Linked DNA regions of Homo sapiens: all the other regions are linked to region 1. A link is a loop called in an ENCODE intact Hi-C map of the cell type or tissue named here. Cell type or tissue: dorsolateral prefrontal cortex. All regions are shown on one strand.

The links. A loop is a pair of places that touch in the nucleus more often than their neighbours do. Peaks named below come from ENCODE experiments on the same cell type or tissue, not always from the same donor. Only the 100,000 strongest peaks of a DNase experiment are listed, where the experiment ranks them.
Region 2: a loop joins it to region 1, with 4 times the contacts of the local background. A loop is called at or near these places in 7 of 110 quality-filtered maps.
Region 3: it touches region 1 in a loop (7-fold over the local background); 5 of 110 quality-filtered maps call a loop at or near these places.

What each region holds. Positions count from the first base shown.
Region 1 is chr3:186,043,292-186,048,291 of GRCh38, reverse strand. ETV5 (ETS variant transcription factor 5) reads left to right here. Exons shown (of 13, transcript NM_004454.3): 13 at 1-1,978. Among named protein-coding and RNA genes, the nearest start is that of ETV5-AS1, 33 kb to the left of the region's middle. In dorsolateral prefrontal cortex, a CTCF peak has its summit at 3,090; DNase peaks (open chromatin) are centred at 3,091 and 3,602; H3K4me3 peaks cover 1,373 bases; H3K27ac peaks cover 2,787 bases.
Region 2 is chr3:185,990,719-185,995,718 of GRCh38, reverse strand. No RefSeq gene overlaps it. Among named protein-coding and RNA genes, the nearest start is that of TRA2B, 55 kb to the right of the region's middle. In dorsolateral prefrontal cortex, no CTCF peak of the experiment used is centred here; DNase peaks (open chromatin) are centred at 2,418 and 3,168; H3K27ac peaks cover 1,829 bases.
Region 3 is chr3:186,207,880-186,212,879 of GRCh38, reverse strand. DGKG (diacylglycerol kinase gamma) reads left to right here. Exons shown (of 25, transcript NM_001346.3): 21 at 995-1,085. Among named protein-coding and RNA genes, the nearest start is that of ETV5, 100 kb to the right of the region's middle. RefSeq lists an enhancer at 2,325-2,952. In dorsolateral prefrontal cortex, no CTCF peak of the experiment used is centred here; a DNase peak (open chromatin) is centred at 2,699; H3K4me3 peaks cover 1,479 bases; H3K27ac peaks cover 4,785 bases.

The DNA.
Region 1 (5,000 bases):
TCTGCATCGATCATGGACTACTAAATGCCTTTACATAGAAGGGCTCTGATTTGCACAATTTGTTGAAAAATCACAAACCCATAGAAAAGTAAGTAGGCTAAGTTGGGGAGGCTCAAACCATTAAGGGTTAAAAATACATCTTAAACATTGGAAAGCTCTTCTAGCTGAATCTGAAATATTACCCCTTGTCTAGAAAAAGGGGGGCAGTCAGAACAGCTGTTCCCCACTCCGTGGTTCTCAAAATCATAAACCATGGCTACTCTTGGGAACCACCCGGCCATGTGGTCGCCAAGTAGAGCAAGCCCCCTTTCTCTTCCCAATCACGTGGCTGAGTGTGGATGACTTTTATTTTAGGAGAAGGGCGATTAACACTTTTGACAGTATTTTGTTTTGCCCTGATTTGGGGGATTGTTTTGTTTTGGTGGTTGTTTTGGAAAAACAGTTTATAAACTGATTTTTGTAGTTTTGGTATTTAAAGCAAAAAAACGAAAAACAAAAAACAAAAACAAACCTTTTGGTAACTGTGCACTGTGTCCTTTAGCCAGGGCCGTGCCAACTTATGAAGACACTGCAGCTTGAGAGGGGCTTTGCTGAGGCTTCCCCTTGGCCATGTGAAAGCCCGCCTTGTTGCCTGCTTTGTGCTTTCTGCACCAGACAACCTGATGGAACATTTGCACCTGAGTTGTACATTTTTGAAGTGTGCAGGGCAGCCTGGACACAAGCTTAGATTCTCTATGTATAGTTCCCCGTGTTCACTAACATGCCCTCTCTGGAAAGCATATGTATATAACATGTGTCATGTCCTTTGGAAACCTGGTCACCTGGTGAAAACCCTTGGGATTCTTCCCTGGGCATGACTGATGACAATTTCCATTTCATCAGTTTGTTTTGTTTTCCTTTTTCTTTAAATCTTGGACTTTAAACCCTACCTGTGTGATTCAGTAGGGTTTGAGACTTACGTGTGATACTGACAGGTAAGCAACAGTGCTAGCATTCTAGATTCCTGCCTTTTTTTAAAAAGAAATTATTCTCATTGCTGTATTATATTGGAAAAGTTTTAAACAACCAAGCTAAAGCTATGTGAAAGTTGAGCTCAAAGTAGAGGAAAAGTTACTGGTGGTACCTTGCTGCCTGCTCTGCTGGTAGAATTCTGTGCTCCCCGTGACACTTAGTACATTAAGAATGACTACACTGTTCCTCGTATGTGAAGGAGGCAGTGCTGACTCCGTGAGTGTGAGACACGTGCTTTGAACTGCTTTTCTATTCATGGAGCACTCCATAGTCTCAAACTGTCCCCCTTATGACCAACAGCACATTTGTGAAGAGGTTCGCAGGGATAAGGGGTGCACTTTATAGCTATGGAAACATGAGATTCTCCTCTATTGGAAGCTAATTAGCCCACAAAGGTGGTAAACCTGTAGATTGGGCCTTAATTAGCATTGTACTCTAATCAAAGGACTCTTTCTAAACCATATTTATAGCTTTCTTAACCTACACATAGTCTATACATAGATGCATATTTTACCCCCAGCTGGCTAGAGATTTATTTGTTGTAAATGCTGTATAGATTTGGTTTTCCTTTCTTTACTTACCCTGGTTTGGATTTTTTTTTTTTTTCTTTTGAATGGATTTATGCTGTCTTAGCAATATGACAATAATCCTCTGTAGCTTGAGCTACCCCTCCCCTGCTGTAACTTACGTGACCTGTGCTGTCACTGGGCATAGGACAGCGGCATCACGGTTGCATTCCCATTGGACTCATGCACCTCCCGGATGGTTTTTGTTTTTTTCGGGGGTTCTTTGGGGTTTGTTTGTTTGCTTCTTTTCCAGAGTGTGGAAAGTCTACAGTGCAGAAAGGCTTGAACCTGCCAGCTGATTTGAAATACTTTCCCCTGCGCAGGGCCGTATGCATCCTGCCAAGCTGCGTTATATTCTGTACTGTGTACAATAAAGAAGTTTGCTTTTCGTTTACCAAGCACCCGAACCTGCCTCTTTCTTGCCCTCATTGGTCTAATTTTAAAGCAGGCAAAAGCCCCCTGGCTTTCTCTCCGCCCCCGCCCTAGCCCTCTCAACAATTTAGCCTTACCAATGGACAGTGGCATCGAGGGTAGTTAGGGAACTCTGTTACCTGGAAATAGATGTGCACAGCTCCTCTTAAACTCCAGCTAAAAATTTAATCCAAAGAGGTGGAAAGTCGAGAGATCCTCTTCCCAGCCAATGGTGAGCTGAGATCACCTCATCCCCTTGAGCCCACCAAGCCACCAATTCTTAGTAACTCTTTTTTTAAGTGTAGCCCATGTTTCGCTTTGGGTTGTGTGAAAAGATTACAAAGCAGTCTAGGACTTTCGAGTCCCAGAATTATCCTCAGCCCCTTATGTGGATACTTTGAAAACCAGTAAGAACTTAAGACCATTCATTTTCTAATTTTTCCCCAATAAGTTTTGCTCTTGACAAGTGAAAAATCAATTAATGGTTGATAAATAACGAAAAAAGCTCAGGAAGGTTTTGCCCACTATGTTTTTTTCTGGCCGTGCAGCAGTAAAAACCTCCTCCTCCAAGTTTGTCTCTTTCTCGTGAATATGTATCACTCGGGAAATACGTGGAAGGAAATAAAGTTCGCCGGGTTGTATTGCGGTGTTATTACGGTTATTACGGTTTCTAGTGCTCTTATTTCACCCTTTTTCTGCACCTCTAATTTGGCCTTCTCAAGACTCCTATTACAGTGGAGAAATAAAGTAGAGCCTTTTTTCAAGCCTAGAACAGAAGGCTTTCTGTCAGTTTATCTGCTATCTTTCTTTACTGTTTTACAAGCCTCTAAGTGTAGAAACATCGAGACTGAATGAGTGCACCGCCTCTTGAATTGGAGCTTGTGAGGAATGAATGTCTGCCACATAAACCCCATTAGCTTCGACAGATTAAGAAAAGATGCTTGGGGAGAAGGGGCAAGGGTGCGCAGGAAAAAGCCGTCTCTGCCTCTCAGCTTCACCATGATAAGGCTTTAACAATCCGCTCCCCATTATTCACGGGCTCGTTATCCAGCCTGGGCCCGGACCCAGATCGTTAACCTAACGCAGGAGGTCACCAAACACTGCCGCCCTTCTAGTGTTGGGCGCTAGGATAAGGAAGCTCAGAGAATGGGAAGTTTACTCTGCATCAGGGTCCCCTTTCATGAGCCAAGCCAGGGAAACAATGCGTATTCAGTTGTTAGATGACAAAGAGGTAGTGTGAGCGCAGAAGAATGTGGTTTTGAGAGCCAGAGTATGTGCAGAATCTAAATTCTAATGCAGCTGGGACAAATGTAAACTAATGTGGAAGAAAAACACTAATGTACCCAGACGGTTGGAAACTTTGGAGAGACCGTTCATTGCCCAGCGGTGCAGGTGGCTGCTACTCAATGTGTGGCCTCTGAAATACAAGAGAAAGGAAAAAAGTCCAGAAGATCATCAGTTTAATACAAATGCATAGTGTAAGTATTGTTTAGTACAAATACATAGTGTAAGTATTCTATTCAACATAAGTGTATTGTACTTAAAATAGGGGGAGGGTGTGAGGGTGGTACCAGGCGAGCGGCTATGTCCTTTTGATCCCGGCAAGTACACTGGTGTCCCATTCAGAAGGGGCCCTTTGAATGACCAGCCTTAGCTCCTCCAACTTTAAGAGCTGGCTCTACACCCAAGCCTGGGTTTGTTGACCTTGGCAGTGAACCTCAGGTAACCTTTGGGTAGCACTTTACACAGCACTTTTTCATCTCCATTATCTTTTTGGCAGGCTTTCTGAAATGGTAATACTGTTGAAATTGAGTCTGAAAATACCATGGCTGTTAGCCTCCAAAATTAATTTCTTTTTTGGAATTTTCACAGTGGCTACTGTGGAAAGAGGACTAGTCCCTTGGAGCCTAGACATTTGGGTTCTGGCCCCAGGTCAGTGGTTGATTGGGTTTAACTAAATGGTCTCAGGGGACCATCTGGCCTAACCTCCTAGGTTCATTGAGGGCACTGATGAAGTACTACTCCCCGATCTCATAGGCAGTAAGGGAGAAAGAAAGGAGTTTCCTAGGGGAGTCAAGGAATGTGTGTGCGTGTGTAGGAGAGTTAACAGTTAAGAACATCATTCTCAAGTCACCATTTTTAAGCAAGCTCTGAAGATGGCTCAGTTCCACCATTAATGGCACATTTCTTCTTTTTCAATCATCCACTGAGCACCTGCTAGGTGCCAGGCACTGCTGGATGCTAAACATAAATGATTTAGGTGGCATTTTCAAGCTAAAGCCCTGTTTGTGGTATAGTAATTGTGTGACAACCTCTTACATGTTTAAGTGCTATACTTTCCAGGTAATACTTAAACACCACTGACACCATCTTATCCAGACTATGTTGACCAGAAGCTGGGGAGGCTGGGGCATTTATCCTCCAACTCCTGCCCTTATTGGTTGAAGGTTATCCCCAGAGATGTTAACTCTTCAATATATATCCTATCAGGAAGAGAAGAGTGTAGATGCAGATAATCAGTGTGCTAGGAACTGTTTTCAGATGCAGTTAGCTTAGGGGGTTGAGGGCACATGGAGCTGGCATCAGTGATGTCTGTGACACCTACCTTTAACAATTAGCCGGACTCTCCTGGATGACCTGTTTCCTAGAGTGAAACAAGGGTGAGTCTGTGCTTTCATCATTGAGTTATCATGTACCAATCATCGATGATGTGTAAGACACTATAATAGACACTTTGCAGGTGAAGATAAGGGAGTCACAAGCCCACCCTCTCCTTCAGCACCCAACAATCTAGTGGGGGAAACATTTCTCCAGGTGAAACTAGAATGCAAGGTATAATATACTGAGTATTACTCATCCAATAAATAGTGCCTAGTCTATGCCAGGTACTGCTGTAGGATTCGTGGAGGGAAATAAATCTCTGCTCTCAAGGATCTTACATCTGGGCAAGGGAGGAAAAAAACAAATGATAGAATTTGTTAGGTGTTAAGTACTATGGGATCAGGGAAGGGA
Region 2 (5,000 bases), 53 kb after region 1:
TGGAAGGGAGTGCTGGGGCTGTTCTTTCAGGGGAGAGATGTTTAACTGATTGTTTTTTGAGAGAGAGGTTCATGCTTTGTCCTTGGACAGCATTGCAGCATTGCAGAGCCCTGAGTTGCTTTAATTTTGACTCCGCTACCAAGAGGTGAGTCAGCTTAATGATATCAATGTAAGAACAGAGATGACGAAAGAAGAAGTGATTAACCTACAGCAGTCTTGCTGGTTAATATTAGAGCTGACCAATTCCTGAGGCCCTCTGTCTCCCAGTTCTGCAGATGCCGCTGTTAATAGGAGATCATCAGAATCTAGCTAAAAAGTATGCTAATCACATCACCCTAAGTTACTCTGGAGACATTTAGACCCTTCATAACCTAGACCCTTCCTCTCTCCAGCCCCATCTCTCATCATGATTCATCTCTCAAATAATATTCCAGTGATAACCTTTTTGGAGCTGATCATTTAAAGCAAGCTACATCCCTCCTCTATGCCTTTGTTTACACTGTTCCTTTGCCCAGATTGTCTTTCAACCTGTATCCTATTCCTATCTCTATTTATCCAAAACCCTCTCATCTTTCAAAGCCCAGCTCATATATCATCTTCTCTATCAATATCTCTATCTTTCTTCAACTGATCCCCTTCCCTATACCACCATAATCTTTCAGTTCTGAATGCTAATGGTAGCTTGAGGCTATATTGGTTATACTCACTGCCTTTGTCCATCGTAACTCCTGTACAACTTTAATATTCAGTTCAGTTTTCACCTCCTCCAAGAAACCTACCCTGTTGCTCCCAGGCTTAGCTGAGAACCCCATCAAGCTTCATGCCTTGTGTGTGTCTGTGTGTGTGTGTATCTTCCTCACTAAGCCGTAAGGACCTCCATGGCAGGGACAGAGTCACAATTATGCATATCTCTCCAGAACTTAACATAATGGGGATAACTCTTGGGAGCTTAATTGAGCCAAAAATCCTTGCCACTTGGGACATCTCCTCAGAGATGACATTTGCAGGGAGCAGTTACCTGTGGCCAACAAGGAGATGTTTACCCAGTACCCATTACCCAGTGCACTGCATTATTCTGGAGATTAAAGAAAGCAAGCCTGAGGCCGAGCATGGTGGCTCACGCTTGTAATCCCAGCATTTTGGGAGGCCGAGGCGGGTGGATCACCTGAGGTCAGGAGTTCGAGACCAGCCTGACCAATATGGTGAAACCCCGTCTCTACTAAAAATACAAAAATTAGCCAGGTATGGTGGTGCGCGCCTGTAATCCCAGCTACTCAGGAGGCTGAGGCAGAAGAATTGCTTGAACCAGGGAGGCGGAGGTTACAGTGAGCCGAGATTGCGCCACTGCACTCCAGCCTAGGCGACAGAGCCATACTTTCTCTCAAAAAAAAAAAGAAAAGAAAAAGAAAAGAAAAGAAAGCGAGCCTGGGCAACATGGTGAAACCCCTTCTTTACTAAAAGTAAATAAAATTAGCCAGCCAAGTGTGGTGGTGTGCGCCTGCGGTCCCAGCTACTCCAGAGGCTGAGGTGGGAGGATCGCTTGAGCCTGGGAGGTGGAGGTTGCAGTAAGCTGAGATTGCACCAATGTACTCCAGCCTGGGCAACAGAGAGAGACCCTGTCTCAAAAAAAAATAAAAAATAAAAATAAAGAAAGCAGAACCAGTCAGCCTAACACAGCCAAAGACTGAGTTTACTGCTGTGGTTTCTCCCTGGTATCAAGGGAGATTGTCCCATCTGCTTTCAAAAATTCAAATAAAGTAACAGACACTGAACAAGGCACTCGATGTGGTGTAGAAGACACATAATTATAAATAAGGCATTGTTCTGTCCCCAAGGTCCCCTCGTGGCAGACACAAAAGAGTGCAGTACACAAGTCCCATGGATGAGCTTGAGGCATCAGCTTTGCTTTGAAGAGTTAAGAGAAGCCTCACAGAAGAAGCGATATTTGACCTGGGTCCTCGAGGATGAGGAGGAATCTACTAGGCAAAGATGGGAACTAGGGGAGGACAATCTAGGCTGAGGGACCAGTCCGTGCAAAGGCTCACAGGCTGGCATGGACATGGCACGTCTGGGGGATGGCACATGTCTAGCTCGTAGGTGCCAGAGTCTTCGTGGAAGGTGAAGGAAGAAACGGGGGCAGAAGTGGAGCTTGGGACCTGCTTGTGGGGAGCCTTGAGCATTGTGTTAAAGATGAGGCTCTTATTTGACAAGCACTGGGGAGGCTTGAATGCTTCTAAGCATAAGAATAAAAACTGGCAGCAGTGCTCAGGACAGACAAGAGGGGCAAGAAGGCGTATCAGAGAGTATTGCTATAGTTGGTGAGAATGATAAGGATTAGGACAGAGTGCTGTGCTAGAGGAGAGGACGGCGCATGGCTTGAGAGATGTTGTGGGGGTGGAACCGCAAGGAGCCAAGCCTGTTCGGCATCCCGAATCCTTCCAGCACTACCCACATGGCCCCTATTCCCCCGCTCCCCAGCACATCCTTCTTCCCTCCTTGGCTGTTAAACCCTAAGGCAAGGAGATTCCAAATGCTGACTACATCTTCCTTGGCCCATCTCAGCTTTTGGCAAATAAATTGGTGCCATTCCCCAGAAAGCTTTTCTTGAACTTCATAAAGTTAGCAAAGAGGAGAAGTGTTAACAGTATGATCTGTTGAGTACCAAATTCTAATCCCAGCCCTAACACTAACCTAGCTTTTTCACTCCCTGAAATCCTGCCAAAATCAAAAGAGAAGGTCTGTGCCAGACACAAGTAATTTCAGCTGAACAAGCACTCCGAGGGTCACAGAGTGCTGTTTTGCTCGAAAAATGTTCTGCTGCTTCGGAACTGGCTTTGGGCTGCTGGTGGTGGCTCATGTGGATGACACAGTCAGAGGAGCATGGAAAGTATTTTTCTTTGGTAAACAAATATTTCAGTGTTGATGCTGAATTAAATCAGAAGCTCCAAGAATACAGGTGTCATTCATTTATTAACAGAATAGAAGAAGAGAGAAGGCATGATTCTGGACTGGCTCCTTCTAATGAGAACCAAAACTGATTCATCCCCAGCAGCTAGAGAAAAACCAAGCTTTGGGGAAGACAGGCAACACACATTCTTCAATGTCTATTATGCATCTAATTCTTTTAAAACACTATTGTTGGCGGGGCGCGGTGGCTTACGCCTGTAATCCCAGTACTTGGGAAGCTGAGGCGGGCGGATCTCTTGAGGCCAGGAGTTTGAGACCAGCCTGGCTAACATGGTGAAGCCTCGTGTCTACTAAAAATACAAAAATTAGTCAGGCATGGTGGCTCCTATCTGTAATCCCAGCTACTCAGGAGGCTGAGGCAAGGGAATCACTTGAACCCAGGAGGCAGAGGCTGCAGTGAGCCAAGATCGCACCATTGCACTCCAGTCTGGGCAACAGAGTGAGACTCTGTCTCAAAAAACAAAAAAATTCATTAAATTCCCAAAATGTTTCTATAAAGCAGCTGGTATTATGCCCATTGCCCAGATGATGAAGTTGAGGTATAGAAAGATAGTCCCATGCCCAGTGGAATGTGTAAGCAAACTTTGCTGTAGTGAAGTTCAGACTGTATAACAACATTCTTATTTTGAGAAGCCAGAGGAAAAAAATGATGTTGATTCCTGTAAATTTGTATGGGACTGCAGTTTTCCAAGCACACTCACATGCATTATTTTCACATCATACTCAGAATGGCTGTGTGAGGAGAATAGTAATATTCCCATTGCAGAGATGGAAGAATTGAGAGTCAGGGAGAAGAAAGGATTTGGCAGCCAGAAACAAGATTTGAACATCGAACTGAGTCCAGACCCAGTGCCTTTTCCATGGAAGAAGGCTCTGTTTTTATATGTAAATAAAACCTTCTATAGCGTTTGATAAGAAAGAGAAGGGCATTCTCAGGGGAGAGGGGATCAGGAGTAAAAAGGTCTTTGGGGAGAACTTAGGATGTATGATTTAGAGTCTGAGGTCCACACGGCCAGGTTACACTGATACACAATGGTGTCATCATCACATGCCAGCCTGGAAGCCATGCCACCTGGACTTGAACCCAGATTCTGCCTTTTAGCACTCATGCCTCGGTTTCCCCTTCTGTCAGTGGTGCTAATCATAGTACCTGTACCTCCTTCATAGAGAATGTTGTGAAGAGTTAACATAAGAAAAGTACTTAGAAGAGGGCCTGTTATTTAAGATAAATAAGCTTAATGAAGATGTGCTATTATTACTATCATTGTTACTACTACCTCTTCCACTAGAGGGTCCTGGGAATGAGGCTTGGTTGACAAGGAAGGCCTTAGAATCTCAGGTTACAAAGTTTGAACCCAAAGGAACAAAAGTAAGAGAAGGTCAATTTTAGTTGAAACAGGATAAAAGTGTTTAGGACAATGAAACCAGTAGGAGTGTGTAGGCCTCCCCAACACGTCTCTCCATCTGGATTACGGTCCCAGCTAAGGGCTTCCTCCATCATCACACTCACCCCAAGACACTGTAGTTGCCTGTCAATTACCTGCCTCCCCAGCTGGACCATGTCTGTGTTACGGGTGCATCTAGTGTCTAGCGCAGTGTCTGGCACTAAGTGCTCCACAGATGCTCTTCTGATGAATGAAGGAATAGATGAATGGAGTAGAATGATAGTTTAGAAAAGGAAGAGTCTATGGGGATACCAGCCCAGGGGCAGGCTCTGGGCTAGGATGAAGATAGAGGGAGTGAGAGAAAAGTAAGAAATGCAAGAGGCATTTGGAAGAAAGGACAAATAGGAATTTGTGAATGACAGACTATGGGAGTTAATGGGAAAGGAAGAGTCGTTGACTGCAAGCCTGGGCTCCTGGATGCTGGCAGTGGCCCTGTTAAAGATGAGAAGAAAGAAAGAAGTTGGTTTGAGGGAGGAGATTTGCCCTTGACTTTACCCTTGTTGAGCTTTATAGAAGTTACTGGTGGTAGCTCACGTCTGTAATCCCAGCACTTTGGGAGGCCGAGGTGGGTGGATCACTTGAGGTCAG
Region 3 (5,000 bases), 160 kb before region 1:
CATCCTCTCTTCTGAGTGCCAAGAAGAATGTGATTTTGTTTAATCCTTCCTTAGCAAAATCTGTCAGCTCGTAAACTGGACAGGTGTCCCTTCTCTTAGCCAACCCCTGATAATGGGGTGACAGTTGGGGTGGAAGGAATGGAATACCTTCAGAAACACTTCCCAGTGAGACCATCTGATCAAAAGCACCAAGTGTCAGGACACACCATCTGACTTTGCAAAGCCCCCAGCTACACGGGAACCCCATTGATTGATTTTTTTTTTCTCTCAAGGAAAATGCTGAAAATTTTTAAAGCTCAAAGTAGTGAACTCTTACTTTGAAGCAAATATGACAAGTCTTGCCCTTAACTGAAGGATTGCCATGGCCTAAGCAAATACATTTGAGGAAGAGGGGAGGTGATTATTGCTACCAATCAACTCTTCTTTTTTTCCAACTTGCCTGCAAGTCTGTATCTAATTCTTGCCACTCTGCTTCCCCCAGTCAGAGCCTGGGCAATGCAGCACACATTTTAGCTGGGTTAGTGTGGGGCTATCCCTCCTCTGTCCTAAGACTGCACATCCCTCAAGTCTTAGAAGGATCTTCCCTTTACACCCCAAACATACCCAAAAGAGAGTTCTGCCTGAGTAATGGAAAGGACAGTGGCCAGAGCACTGTATTGATATTTGCCACCTCTGGCTTGACTTCTCGTAGAGCTCTTTCCTTAATGCAGCTACAGAGACCTTCTTCCTGTTCTGACCAGGAAACTCGGGGAGCAGTTGGTAGTTCACCCAGGGTTGCCGTGATGTCTAAGAAATAAGTGGATTTTCTCTAAGTTCCGAGCAAGAACAGTTGGTAAAAAATTTCTATTCCTTGATCATCTGATTAACAAGTGCTGAAAATGTAAGATTGGGGAAATTGCTGAAGGCTTGGGCCTCCCAATCCAAAGAACATAGCTATTTTACATGAGCATTTCAAGTATGGAATATTGAGACATCTCTCTGCTTTGTGGTCCAGGATGAAGAACAAGCTGTGGTACTTTGAATTTGGCACCTCGGAGACTTTTGCAGCGACCTGCAAGAAACTCCACGACCACATTGAGTTGGAGGTAAGTTCCCAAGTGGGGAGAAGGCTTCCTGGATCTTGGTTCTGCTCCTGGACTGTCACACATGCACAGGATGTATCCTCTTGGGACCTTAAGAGGTGACCCAGAGCGTAGTCTCTGTTGTTTCTCCATCCTGTTCCAAAACACCTCCATACGCTCACTCAGAAGGCTCCAGTGGCCTGTCTAGAGAATCCCTGGGGGGCTTTGGGACTCAGAGGCCCCGAGAGCCCAGAGCCACACTTCATTCCAGCCCTCAGCCCTCCTTCCACCGTGGCCTTGCGATTCCCTCTTTTCTGAGAGATAAAGTCTCCATTGCCGTCAGCACAGGGAGAGGGGCTGCTGTTGGAGAGACAATGTCCCAAGCCTGGTAAAAGTCTGGGAACTGGTGTTACAGGGCAGCAGGGGTGGGGAGTATAGGGGCTGCAGCCAGACATCCCCCAGCTGACCTGCCTTGATTTTCACATCTGCTTCAGCGAGCTGACTCACAGGTACCCAGGGTCAGTTTTGTGGGTGTGCAACCTGTGTGGTCACAAAATGTCCTTGTGCTTAGAAGGGCCCTTGATTTCATCCTATGCTGTCACTGTCTTGAAATCCTTGATAATTTTCTAACAAAGAAGCTGGCATTTTCATTTTGAACTAGGCCCCGCAAATTATGTAGCCAATCCTGTTGGTGCACTTGTGTTTCACTAACTCTTCCGGCACTTGTAGGGGCCTGCCTCAGACAGTCTGCCTGCTGGCTCCCCTCCCCTGGTTGATAAGCTGCCCACTTCCCACCCTCTCACCCCACGTTGGCTGGGCTTCGCTCCGGAAGCCCTCTCATTGATTGCCATGAGGACAGCTCCTTGGTGTCTGGCCACCTGAAAGCCCAAACTTCTATGCACACCTGCTCCGTGGGACTTTACGCCCATTGGTTCTCTTGCCCAGAGTTCTTGCTACCAGGCCTACCTTCCCGTGGGATTTAGGCCCGTAGTCTTCTTTTCACTTGAGGAAAATAAGTGGAAGAGGCAGCCAGAGAGTTCAGCCAGGGTGGGCTCCTCTTGGCCCACCAGCTTGGCCTCTAAGCCCGCACTGCAGTCCAGTGGGGCCTGGGCCTCCCTGGAGGAGGCACCTGTGGCCTGGAGTGGTGTAGGAAAGCCCTGCCCCTCCCTGCCGGAAGGGCCCCTGTGCTCCTCACTCACAGGGAGTTTTCACAAACAAAACACGAAGCCAGAGGTTCTGTGCGGCTGCATTTGACTCATCTGCCTGCCTCTCCTCTTCGGTTGCTGGGTTACCAACGCCAGGGTGGGAGGCGCCGATCTGGCTAATCCCCTGAACTTTTGGCCAGCTTGGTAAGAGGGCAGAGAGGCCAGGCGCCAGGTTGTGTGTCCCCAGGTGGCACACAGGGAGTCTGAGAAGCCGGTCCTCCTCTCTTGACGTGTGAACGCAGTGCTGGGAGCTGAGGAAGGAGGAGAGGCCTTGGCAGGGGAACCGAGTGTGGCTAACAGGGATATGTGTGCATTTTTTCCCCTTGGCACAGCCGTCTGGTGAGGTCTCTTTAAATATACCACAAGTGAGGGACAGCCCTGGCCTAACCACAGCCAGCTGCAGGCGCACAGCGACTGCTTGTTCTCCCTGCAGCTGGCCTTGAAATTGTGCCCAGAATACAGCAACTCAGCTCCCCTGCCTCTGGCCTGCCCTCCCGGCTCCAGGCCCCACAGTCCCCTCTGGGTTTGAGAGACAGAGGCTCTTCCTCAACCGCAGAGGGGGCCTCGTTGCTAAAGACACTGGTGGCCTCTGGAGGGGGTGGGGTTGTTCACTGGTCTGGAGGGAGGGTGTTGTTGGGAGCTTTCAGAAGCACTTCCTGTTTTCCTTATCTCTCCATAATGAGTCTTTTTAGTATTTATTCATGAGGATTAGCTGGGGGAGTGGGGCTGAGCGTGTCATGTGATGGGCAGCTTCTGACAGCCCTCAGGATTGGGGCAGGCACCATTTCTGTATCCAGAGAATAGCGGTGAATGGTCCTGTGCCTTGTGATCTAGAGGGGGACTAAGAGAGACGGACAGGGCGAGGCATGGGGGTAACAGGTGTAAGGAGACCGCAGAGCCTTGCAGGGAGATGGGAGAGTGTCAGGGGCCTCAGGAAGAGCTGGTAAGAGCAGCTATGCTAAGGGACCTTCTAAACGTGGTTGCTGCAGACAACAGGCCAGGCCTTTGAGAACCAGCACACGACCCACCAGCCCCAGGCCAGCAAATAACCCCACTGAGGCATTGCTACTACATTTCGCCATCTTCAGTTCCCCACCATAGCCTTTATTTCAAAGTCACACAACCAACCCTGTGAGCTAAGTAGTCCAGAGATTATTATCCCCATTTTATGGGGAAGCAAGCTGAGGCACAGAGATTTAGAAGGGTAAACTAGGCCAGGTGCAGTGGCTCACACTTGTAATCCCAGCACTTTGGGAAGCCGAGGCGGGTGGATCACCAGCGGTCAGGAGTTCGAGACCAGCTTGGCCAACATGGTGAAACACTGTTTCTACTAAAAGTACAAAAATTAGCCAGGTGTGGGTGGTGGGCGCCTGTAGTCCCAGCTACTCCGGAGGCTGAGACAGGAGAATCGCTTGAACCCAGGAGGCAGAGGCTGCAGTGAGCTGAGATGGTGCCACTGCACTCCAGCCTGCGCAAGACAGAGAAAGACGCCGTCTTAAAAAAAAAAAAAAAAAAAAAAAGAAGAGTAAACTGAAGGGAGAGAAAAGTCCAGTGGGACAGGAAAAAGTCACGTGCTTTGACTGCCGACCATAACATGTCCTAATATGCTATGACAACGCAGCAAGGCAACTATTATCACATTTTAAAAATGAGGCTTAGGTACATTCAGTGTCTCAACCAAAACTTCATTGCTGAAAACTGATAAGAGAGAAGATTCCAGGTCTTTTAGAGTGAATTTAGCTTGGAACCCAATAAACAGAGATTTACCTAACAGGTGCTAGAAGCAGTAAAGTCTTCAGCAGGAGGCACTGTTTCTTCTTCCTTAATATGCTGATTTCCTCTCAGCTCATGCAGCTGGGCAGGTGTGCTGAGAAATGCTTTGCAAAGAACAGAAGACTCAGTCCTACTTCTCATTTGAGGAAGGAATAGATTCAGGCTGGATCATAGGAGAGAGAGTCAGAGAGGAGGAAAACTGCGTTAAAGTTTGCAAAAGGTCTTCCCACACAGCATCTCATTTATTTTGATGCACAGAACAGGCAGGGCCAATATTAATGTCCTCACTTTACGGTTGAGGGAACTTAGGTTGACAGGTTCAGTGACCAGAGGAAGGGCACAGCTGTAAGGAACTTAGGGAAACAGTGAAGTCTATTTAGGTTCTTCCTTTTTTTTTTCTTCTTTTTTTTTTTTGCCAATCTGGTAAAAAGTTGGATGGTGAAACTTAAAGCTCAAATGAGAGACTGCAGGGAAGGTTTCCATTAAAAGCCATTCGCGTGGCGAGGCGCGGTGGCTCACGCTTGTAATCCCAGCACATTGAGAAGCCAAGGTGGGTGGATCACCTGAGGTCAGGAGTTTGAGACCAGCCTGGCCAACATGGTGGAACCCCGTCTCTACTAAAAATACAAAAATTAGCCGGGTGTGGTGGTGCAGGCCTGTCATACCAGCTACTTGGGAGGCTGAGGCAGGAGGATGGCTTCAGCCTGGGAGGCAGAGGTTGCAGTGGGCCAAGATTGCACCACTGCACTCCAGCCTGGGGAACAGAGCAAGACTCTGTCTCAAAAAAAAGAAAAAAAAGAAAGAAAGAAAAAAAGCCATTCAGGCGATATACAGGCGATTTCTCTGAGGCTAGTGGCTGTTTGAGAAGGAATAGGAGACTTGGTCTCATCTCTGAAACGAAGCTTGTGGCCAACTGGGCCAACTGGACAAAAGAGAAACTGAAGGGAGTCCACAGAACACA